Regions from separate parts of the Homo sapiens genome. Here region 1 is linked to region 2. The links are chromatin loops, found by intact Hi-C in ENCODE. Cell type or tissue: spleen. All regions are shown on one strand. Each heading gives the region's core, and the rest is flanking DNA. Links, peaks and the distances in the headings are about the cores only. Region 1 overlaps SEMA3D (semaphorin 3D). Region 2 overlaps SEMA3D (semaphorin 3D).

Evidence for each region. Hi-C counts contacts between places; a loop is a spot of excess contacts. Peaks named below come from ENCODE experiments on the same cell type or tissue, not always from the same donor. Only the 100,000 strongest peaks of a DNase experiment are listed, where the experiment ranks them.
Region 1: it touches region 2 in a loop (14-fold over the local background); 2 of 110 quality-filtered maps call a loop at or near these places.

Annotation. Positions count from the first base shown.
Region 1 is chr7:85,136,877-85,142,275 of GRCh38, forward strand. The region is part of intron 2 of SEMA3D (semaphorin 3D); the gene reads right to left. Among named protein-coding and RNA genes, the nearest start is that of SEMA3D, 47 kb to the right of the region's middle. In spleen, for the core only: no CTCF peak of the experiment used is centred there; no DNase peak of the experiment used is centred there; H3K27ac peaks cover 299 bases.
Region 2 is chr7:85,058,977-85,064,375 of GRCh38, forward strand. All of the region lies in intron 8 of SEMA3D (semaphorin 3D), which reads right to left. Among named protein-coding and RNA genes, the nearest start is that of SEMA3D, 130 kb to the right of the region's middle. In spleen, for the core only: no CTCF peak of the experiment used is centred there; no DNase peak of the experiment used is centred there; H3K27ac peaks cover 2,498 bases.

The sequences.
Region 1 (5,399 bases), core at 163-5,162, 78 kb after region 2:
GTCTAAAGACATGACTGTAGTCCTGGACATCTTATTTTCAGGAATTCAATTAGCCACTCAGGGTCAGGGTTTTTTAATGTAAATTTAGTATGTTGATATGTCATCAATATAACAGGAATGTGACTTATGTAGTTTTAGCCAAGCAAAGTGTCTATGAATATTTTTTAAATGATTAACAACATACATAGACTTTTTTCTTTAAAAAGAGATTAACCTTTTTGACTTAATTCAGTTTTACTTTTTCAGGGATCAATGTTATTAAATCTTATTTACAGCAGAGTCAGATATGAGAAACTCTGATTTCAGATATTATAATTTATTTTTATCAAATAGAGAAGTAACATGTATTACATATGGTATATATGATATACATAAAAGGCATATATGATGTGTATATATGTGATGTATATATATGACATAGATATGACATATATAGTATATACATAGGGTATATACAGGATATGATATATAAGACATATATATGGTACATACATAGGGGTGTGTGTGTGTATATATATAAATCTCATATATACTCACACACATAACACAGACACTACAGGGATATGGCAAGGGAATATCTGCTCTTTATCAAAGTTGTCATCAGTATTAATGATACCTTTAATAATGTACACGCTATTTTTTACCTACGATTAATTTTTCTACTCCATTTTCATGCCACTAATGTAGCACCGAGTTCCTCTGATTGAATGCCTGGGTTGCTACAATTGGTATTCTGGACTTGACCCATAGACTTCAATCCTGGAAATGGATAATTTGTTTTCTGTGCTTGTTTTCTTCAAATGTTTGCTTTCATAATGCCATCTCTAATTTGAAATATAAACTCCCTAGGTTGGTATCCAAATCCCTTCTTTAACTACACAAATTACTTTCCTTATTCCTCAATGTGCACTCCCTGTTCCAGGCAAAATAGTCAATGAACACATCCCATCTAAATTATATTCATTTCCTTCTTCCTCTGTGTGATGTTCTGCTGTCCTGATCCAACCTTATCCAAAAAACATTTCTGGGTAAGTTCGAGGTCAACACACTCACACACTTTCTACCAGGGTAACTACAGCAGATTTTTCTCAACTACATCGACTTACAGTCAAATTTTCTTGCATATGGCCTGAATTTTACATGCCTCTTACCTCTCCAAAAAATTTGGAAAGATGCTTAGGCACAGAAAATGTATACTCTCTTAAATCTACTTCAGATAGCCCATAGAAGCTGAATGGGCTCAAAGTAAAAGCATAATAAATGTTTAGTAGACAGATAAGAAGTCAAACAATTATACAGAGGAAACATAATAGTTATCTGCTGTTCTGACTCATTAAACAATTAATTAATTTTAGGAATAAAATGTTCTGTAAATTTTATAAGAGCAATAACTGATATTCTTTTTTAATTCATAATTTTATTGTTATTTTTTGAGACAGTCTCACTCTATCACCCTGGCTGGAGTACAGTGGCACGATCTCTGCTCACTGCAACCTCTGCCTCCCCGGTTCAAGGGATTCTCACGTCTCAGCCTCTAGAGCAGCTGGGATTACAGGTGTGCACCACCATGCCTGGCTAATTTTTGTGTACTTTAAGCTTTTTTTCTTATTTTTTTGTTTTGCTTTTTGATTATATAAAACATTTACATAACTCAAATATCATAATTATATTACATGTGTATTAACATGAATACCTTTCACCCCTTTCTTTCCATTTTGTGCCTCCCTTTTATAATATATAATTTATAATATATAAATTAAATTATATATATTTAATTTAATATATATATTAAATTAAATATATATAATTTAAGTTCTAGGATACTTGTGCAGAATGTGCAGGTGGGTTACATAGGTATACACGTGCCATGGTGGTTTGCTGTACCATCAACCCGTCATCTACATTAGGTATTTCTCCTAATGCTATCCCTCCCCTGCCCCCTACCTGCTGACAGGCCCCGATGTGTGATATTCCCCCCTGTCCATATGTTCTCATTGTTCAACTCCCATTTTGGAGGTTGCTGGAAGATCAAGATTTGGTTTTGGATATGCTCTGGCTTTCTATTGGACGTTCACCTGGCAACATTGAGAAGGCAGCTGAATTAAAGTCAAAAGGTGAAGGCAGTAGTCAAAGATAAATGTATAATTTTGGCAGTCATAAGTATAAGGGTGGCATTTATGAGAGGTGAGATTGCCAAGGGAAGAAATTCAGATAGAGGAAAAAATAGGTGCAAGGACTGATCCCTGGCACACTCCATTATTCAAAGGTCAGAGAGATGAGGCTGAACCAGCAACTGAGACTGGTAAAATCTACTTGTGGAGAAGGACAATGAGAAATATGTAAGACTCTGGATTCCTGTGAAATCTTCACAGGAATCAGAAATCAGAGGAAGATAAAGTGATCAGCAGAGCCACTGGGTTAAATGTTACTAATATGTCAATAAAGTAAGATCTGAGCACTGATTATTAGATTTAAACAGTACTAAAGAGTTATGCAATGTAGCAAAAATATCGTTATTCAAATAGATATATACATTTATATATACTATTTTATCTTCACAATGAAAACATCATTTTATATCAGCAAATGCTTTTAAGTTAAGATTTATAGCATCCTGAAATCCATGTAATAATATTTCTGTCTTTTTCACAAAGGGACTACAGATGAATGCTATTCTTTAAGAACAATGCTTTTGAACTTATAATGAAAATGTTTCTAAAGAAGTGAATAAATATTATTTATTATAACATTTAATCTAACCTAAGATGTCATTTTAATATACTTCATTATTTTATGTCTCACTAAGAAAACAATCTTGTCAATTTTAACTATGACATGGCATTGGTTGTAGGATGCCATTGATTTCAGAGATATTGAAGTGAGAAAAAATAACCATTTTAAAACTTATGAAATACTATTGTATTTTCTTCTTTTTGTGACTATATTAAGATGTACATTCTATTTCTCTATCAAAGAATTAGACAAATGATAAATACTGTTATTTACAGTGCTGTTGCAGAATAAACAACTATTCTCAGCACACAACAAACACACCTAATAAACACCTTTTACCTCCCTGAGTAGAGGGCAACATTGTAAACTATTATAACCACAGAAAAAGTGATCAAAACAAGTTAAATTAGATAAACTTGTTGCATGCTGTCATTAATTATTACACATGCTACTATTAATTACATTAATATATTAACAATATATTACTGCAGACTACTATTATCATATAATTTTCAAAATGTTTATATATTAGCATATTTACTAATATTAAAAAATTAAGTTTATAAGAGCATTTATTTAATGTTTTTTAACATCAATAAAAATGTTTTATTTTACTCAATATAAAATAATAATTCATTTATTAAATAAGACTTCTGCATTTTCTCTTTTCCTCAAATATGCAAAACTTTGATTGTGACAGAGTGAAAATGCACGGCATTAGAAATCATATAAGTTAAGGTCTGGTTTACATCCAGCCAGTAGATGTTGGTAAATTATTCTATTTTTGTGAATTACAGTTTTCTCATCTTTAAATGAAGGGACTAGTGATGATGGGATTTAAGGTGACTTACTGTTCTGATATGTACAGGATCACTTACATTAAAAAGAAAAATTGAGACACTGTTGATCATAGTCACTTCAAACATCAGCACAAATTTCTGTCCAACATTTTATAGCAGAGTTTTATCTATATCTATATCTATATATCTCTATATATAATAATCATATTATTTACTCCCTATAATCTATAGCCTACAACCTGCAAGACACGAACACATTATTAAGTGCTTCTGTTAAGGAGTCATTATTAAGAGATAAATCTATTTAATACAAGTTTCTTCTGGTTTCCCTGGGGATTGGCCTAATAATGAATGAATTAATGTATATTTTGCTGCTGCTTAATTATTCCATTAATAATAGACTGTGATTATTATAAAAGTAGTTTTTCACATTCTACCATTAAAAAAATGGTAGGTATACAAAAAGAAAATCAAAACACCATCTTCCTATCAACACCTCAGTTAGAGATGATCACTGTTAAAATCTTCTTTATTTTTCCCTATTTTCTATGCATATACATAAATGTATTTTACAACAATGAGATTATATCAATAATCTAGTTTATAAACTACTAATGAGTTAATTGTTTCCACTTTACTCATCACTATGTTTTCATTTTATTTAATATTCAGTTCACATTAAAAATTTCAGAGATGTTTCAAAACTGTTTTTATAGGTGATTTGTCCAATTTGACGTCTAATTCTAAGCACATTATAACTAGTTGCAGCACTATCATTTTTAATATAGCACACATATTAACCCCCTCTCTTATTTTTCATGACATTAACTTGTTGAAGAGGGACAAGTTCAAGTTATTCCTTTTAAAATGCTTTAACCTCTTCAGGAATTTTAACATTGTCAAAAACTTAATAATTTATTTCAAAACCATATGTCAACTAACTGCACAGTATGCCCTATTTCTCAGTTTTTATTGGAATCCAGAGAAAATTAATCATTGTACTATTGGGGATTCTGTGCTAATATTTAAAAAAAAGATTGGTGTCTTGATCTTTCTCCACTGGAAGAAGGACATGATGCATGTCCTCCCTAGCACAGGATCACTGCCCTACATGAATGACCACAAAGTCTTTCTAAGGATAGTCTTAACTATTACTGAAATTTAAATTACTTAAGTTCCCTTCTTTGTGATCTCTATAAATCATTTCTGGCACATATTCTTTCACCCATCAGAGCAAATCTAAATAAGAACATGTTCCTTTTGGGCTGAATAGTACCAGTTTACCTAAATTAATGTTTATTTAGTATCTAATAATGTTTTCTATTGAGAGAAACTGGGCTCTGTTTTCTCAAGGTTTTTGCCAAGTCTCATAAATCTGGGAAAAGGCGGTCAGTGTAACCCCTACTAATAACCAAAGTGGCCACACACAGAATAAACAAGGGCCCAGTTTATAAAGCCTTCACTGAAAGACCTTCTTGGAGTAAATTTAGATTTCTCAGTATTAATTTATGATGTGTGCAATGCACTTTGCACTCAAAAAAAGAGAATAGGAAAAAGAGTTAAAAAATGCATTAACCAAATCTTTAATGCATCAAGGTACTATTTAAATTTAATAGCCAGCAAAATAGAAGGTAAGAGAAAAAAAAAAACCAAGTTTCTGTGAACTATACAGAAGTTGGCAATGCATTTTAGTTTTGATGTATTAAAATTTCTAAGCAATTATTGACATATATCAACATTGCTGAAAAGGACAATTCGCTCAGTGTCTCTTACCAATTTCTAAATTACTCAATTGCTTATTTAATCAAGGTTTGAGATATCATCTCTCTACCAATATAATAAATTTTTGAACCAACAATATCTAGT
Region 2 (5,399 bases), core at 71-5,070:
GACAAATGGTCAAGACATGGCTAAAGAGAATGCATAGCCATGATTTTTCCACTGACTTGATATTACAACAATGAACAGAGAAAAACAACCAACAGTGGGCTCCCACAAACACAGACCAGGGATGAATAATAATCTTTAGAACTTTTTGAATTTACAGATGCTTAAATCCAGTGCTGCCAAACTGGATGGAATTCTCTAGCTGAACTGCCATGTGTATTTTAAACATATACAAATACAAAAATAAATAAAACCCTATCTATATACGGGATGGGAAAAAGATACATTTAGACTCATTAACTCAAGGTCAATAATATAGTTCTATGTATGTATATATGGGGGCGTGGGGAATTAATAATAAATTCTTAAGTAATTTGAATGGGAAAAATGTATAAAACTGAAACTATGCAGAAATTATAGGAAATGATTGGATTTCCTTATCTTCACAAATATGTGGGATTACATCGGTATTAACATGAGTAGAATTTATTGTAGCACTTGCATATAATTAATGTAGAACTTACACATGCAGCATGATGTCCCTTGAAATTTCAGTGTCCTGTCAAACCTACAAAATGATTGAATTGAATTTATAATTTAAAAAATAACATAGTGGTACAAAGTGTAGAGAATCTTCTCTCTAGAGAGAAAATGAGAACTCAGTGATTCGAAACCGAAAAGCAGAACAGTTAAAAGGAATACCAATATGAAGGAGAGAGTTGCTTATAAAGCTTTCCTCAATCACTCAAATGGGAGAAGGGGTTCCATGAGCTGATTGTTGTTCACTTGTTTACAGAGTTTAATTAAAAGAAAAAAGAGCAGAATAATAAAATAGAACATAATGATAAAAGAAGTGTAAAAGGGGTATAAATAAATATGGCAATTCATTGTCATAATGCAGAAATGCATAGGAAAACCCACTTCAGATATGAAAAACATCATCCAAGTGTTGACAGGTATGGCTATTTGAAATGGCCAATAGGTAGGCTATGATACTAGTCTACATTTCAGAAATTTCAGTATGACATCAATGAGGTGGGAGGAGGAAAGAGCATGGATATTTTTCCAAGTGATATTTATTTTACCTTTCAACTGATATATGCCATAGACAGTCTTATTCTGTTTATTCAGTCATTATTGATTTTATTGAACTCTCTCTTAAATATTGGCTCTCTTGCAAGTACTGTAAAAAATGTTTTGCAAGGGAATACTGGAGGTGTTAAAGCTAAATGTTTGTTGTATAAAGAAATTTAATTATGAGAAAAAGAGTTAGTGTCAAGTAGTGCTTTATTCTGTGATTTAAATAGTAAGCATACTTGAGAGTTAAAAATAAATACAAGTTGCAAGCACAGAGTTTATTTCTTGCAGATTCTGTTGAGGTCCGGTCTTAGAACTCTGATGTTAGTATTTTATGACAGAAACTCTTCCCTGATTTACTGCCAAATTTGGGTAAAAATAGGTATCATTTAATCAGTGCATACTTGATCAATTAAACAACTTAAAATTATACCATTAGGCACCTGGGCTTTATTATAGCACATTTTCTCCATTTGGCACTTGAGTACATGCCCCAGTAGGAATGCAGCTTGAAATCATGCATTTTCAGATGAACTTCTAGCATGACACCAAGAGGCACTGCCAAAAGAACATGGCATAAACTCATGTGGCCTGCAGCACACACTACTTCCCTTTCTCCCTATGAAACTCTTTTCACCCAGATGAGCACACTAGCATTATTTAATAGATAGTAAGTTCCTAACTTCCTTTTATTACTTCTTATAGTCTCATTTTCCTATTATCATTTTTTGATGTTCTCCTTTCATGTGGAAGGAGAGTTTACAGACAACAGATCATCCCAAGAGAAACTTCAAATGAAAACTGTCTCCATATGTTAGAAAAGAAAATTTAAAACAAAAGTTCTCATCTATTCCAAGAAAGAAAACAAAAACATCTGCATGCATCTGAGGCGTTATTGTTCGCTTTCATCTTCCAAGTGGTCACACTTCTTAGTTTTATCCTAAAATTGTAACAAAAGCTCAACTGCATTTGAGTAAACACCCTAGTTTGCATCTATATTCCTATTTCCTATATGTTTTAAGATTAAGTTGATAAATCAAAGTGTGGAACCATCAAAGACTTCATTTAGAAATGCCCATAAAAATACTGTAAAAAAAACACTTTTTACAACTTCAAATGAAAACTGCCTCAAAGATGAAAAAATTTCATCTTTGCCATTTTGTATCCTCCTCGTAAGGTATTTGCTAGATGGATTAGTATCTTAAGGAAGGAATCAGGATTCCTACTTTTTAAGTCTAAACTGGATTAAACAGTCCTAGAAAAATTCTGAGAAGGATCCTTGCACTGTTAAGTGGTTAGCTGATCTCACTCTGGTTAATGCCAAGTGGGGCACAGAACATAATATGCCATGCACACCTGTATCAAGAATTTTAAACCCCCTAAGTGCTTCGGTGATAAAAATGGATTTATAAAAGATTCATGTAGCATCATATGAAAAATGATAACTCTTTAGAATCTGCATCTTAACAGTTAAATACTCACTTGTCGCAGTTCATCTGTATTCTCTCCCCTCCCACTCCTGACTCCAGACAGATGACTCCATTGACTTTGGACCATAGGCTGACTGTATCTGGAAAATCGCCCATTTCTCATAAAGGACAGAAATGTTCTCTGAGCAAGCCAATATTTTGTCTTAGTCCATCAGATCCCTCTTCATTATAAGAATATCATCATTTCTACAATTTCTCCCCTTACTCTGCCCTAGTTTCTGTGGACTGGGGAACTCCTGAATGACTGAATCTCCTGAAGCATTGTGCTCTTCTAGCTCTGGCCTGCCTTTCCCTCAGCAAATATCTGAATGGCTGCTTGCACTTTCCCTGCTTTCCCTGGCTCCAGCCAGACTGCCTAGGTCTCCCTCATTGCTTGCGGAACTCCATCTTCTCTATCTGTCCCTGCTTCCTGCTACCAGACCCACATCCTTGATTTGCTGTTGCCCTACATGGCATGTCCATATGTCCCAGTTTGTAGTGAGGCTGCAAAGAGCAGGGGACATGCCATCAAAAGAGCAGATTTTGAGCCGATGAACTGTATTATACAATGGAAATGATACAATATCAGGGGCGAGATACACATATTCGAGCTTCAATCTCACCTCCGCTAGCTGTTTAACTATGAACTATTATCTGACATCAAATATATCATCAAATGTAAAATGTAAATAGTAATTCTCTCAGGTTTATAACAGTCAATAAAATAGCACTTTAAAAGTGCCAAAGATAGGACTAGCATGGATATTATATAAAATAATTTTGAATGGGAAGAGATGAGAGATGGGGAGATCAGTTAGTAAACAATAAAATGGTGGCAATAAACCAGAGATGAGGTAATGAAGACCTATAGGAAAATGGTAACCATAGAAAGAACAAGGTCAACAGATATTTTCAAGGAAGTAAAAGCTCTTAGAAATAGATTAGATAAAGGAGAGGAAGAAGAGGAAGGAATCAAAGATAACTCCAAGGTAACTGGGTGGATGAAGTTAGGAAAGTTAAAATAGATAAAAATCAGAAAATGGATATTGAAGGACAGGTTTGAAAGAAGAAACAAGATCTATAACATTCACAAGATTTTAGACTTTAAATCCAATTAAAACAAAGGGTCATTAAACCACTTGTAACAACCTTAAAGCAATTTAACAGCACAATCAAAACTAAGGCTTACATATCTTGATTTTTATATAAAACAATAATCTTTTTTCTTTTAATCTAGAATAAAAATGGAAGTCATCCAAATAAATTATTTTTGAGGCCACTTAGTTACAGGAAAAGGTTGGAAATACAATTTTAGGAAACACTGGAACACAGGAAACAGTTGAAACTATTCGGATGGATGAGCTCACAGAATTATGAAGTGTAGAGGGAGAGAATGAAAAGGCAGTCAATAATACAAAATGCTAAAGAGATAGTAGAGAATCACACAGCATTCAGGTTTTAGCCTCACTTCTACCTCCCACTGCTACCTTCATGGTACCACATGATACCTAATAATGATCATGATGATATTGATGCTAATTCAGCTCTTAAAATTGTCTTCTAATAGACTTCCCGATATGATTTAATTTTATCCTTATAACGCCCTGTGAATAGATTCTATTGTTAATAGATTCCATATTTACAGACAAAGAATTTGAATGGACATTAAAGTTTGACCAAAGTCACCATTCAGGAATTAAGCACAAATAAATAAGTTCCACAGAATCAATTTTAGTCTAAACAGGGACACTTTTAAGAGTAAAAGAACAGGAGCAAACTGAAAATGTCCTGGGCAAAGTAGGTCATATTATCACCCTGGCTTTTAACTGCTAAGCAGTCTGCCTTGAATCTCCTAGAACCATAAAAGTCAGTTTTTCTGCATCATAATTATTTGCTTGAAGTCAGTCAATTGAGACTTCCTCTACCATTTGTCTTTTCTCCTACCTTCAATTTATTTTATTCTACTGGCTTCTTTAATTGCAAAGTTTTCCCAGCATACAAATCTCTTGAGCTCTGTCTCATGTCCTTGGATTCTTCTATTTACAAAACAGTATATTCTCTCTCAAATATTCTTTGCAGTATATTCTCATATACTTCCACTACTTTTGTTGCTGTCCCTTTCTCATTTCCCTATTTTCATGCAGTGGCCTCTTGTCTCTCTGTCCTCGTCCTTCTTTAGTCTTCCATTCATGCTATTAAAAAACATGCTATTGTTTTTGTAAGTTACCTTTAGAAAAACAAAATTCTGACTCCTTGATTAAAAAGTAAGCCATCATGGTTTCAAGATAATATTTACAGCTTTGTAGCCTTGTCTCCTACTCCCGCTTTATGCTTCAGGCTGAGCAAGGCGTTCATCATCCCTGAGGTCGGTGACCCTCCCCTATCTATCTATGCAGGCCACAAGGGTAGAATAGCACCCAGTAGGCAATAGGGTCTCAGAAGTTGTTTATTAAGGAAATTGTTAAACCAATTCAAAGGCTTCCTAATCTCTAATCTTCTTCATACAGTACTAAAAATAGCATATCTAGGCAAATAATAATTGAATGCATATTTCCTACATTTATTGTATTGACAATGCTGCTGACTTATTAATGAATATGTTACAGTAATGGAAAAAATACTACTGTCTTTTAGAAGAGGAGAAACATGATATTTGCCATCCCAAGACAGAGATACAATCTTATACTTCATTTTAAGCCATAAAAATATCTTTTTACTCAAATAGGTATCTAAGCTATTCTATAGGTGACATTTAAGAAGTTACTCTCAAACCAAATAATTCCACAAAAATCTGACAATGCACAAAAAGATAGCTTTGCTTTGCATGTGTGTTAAGAAATTAATGGGTAATCACGT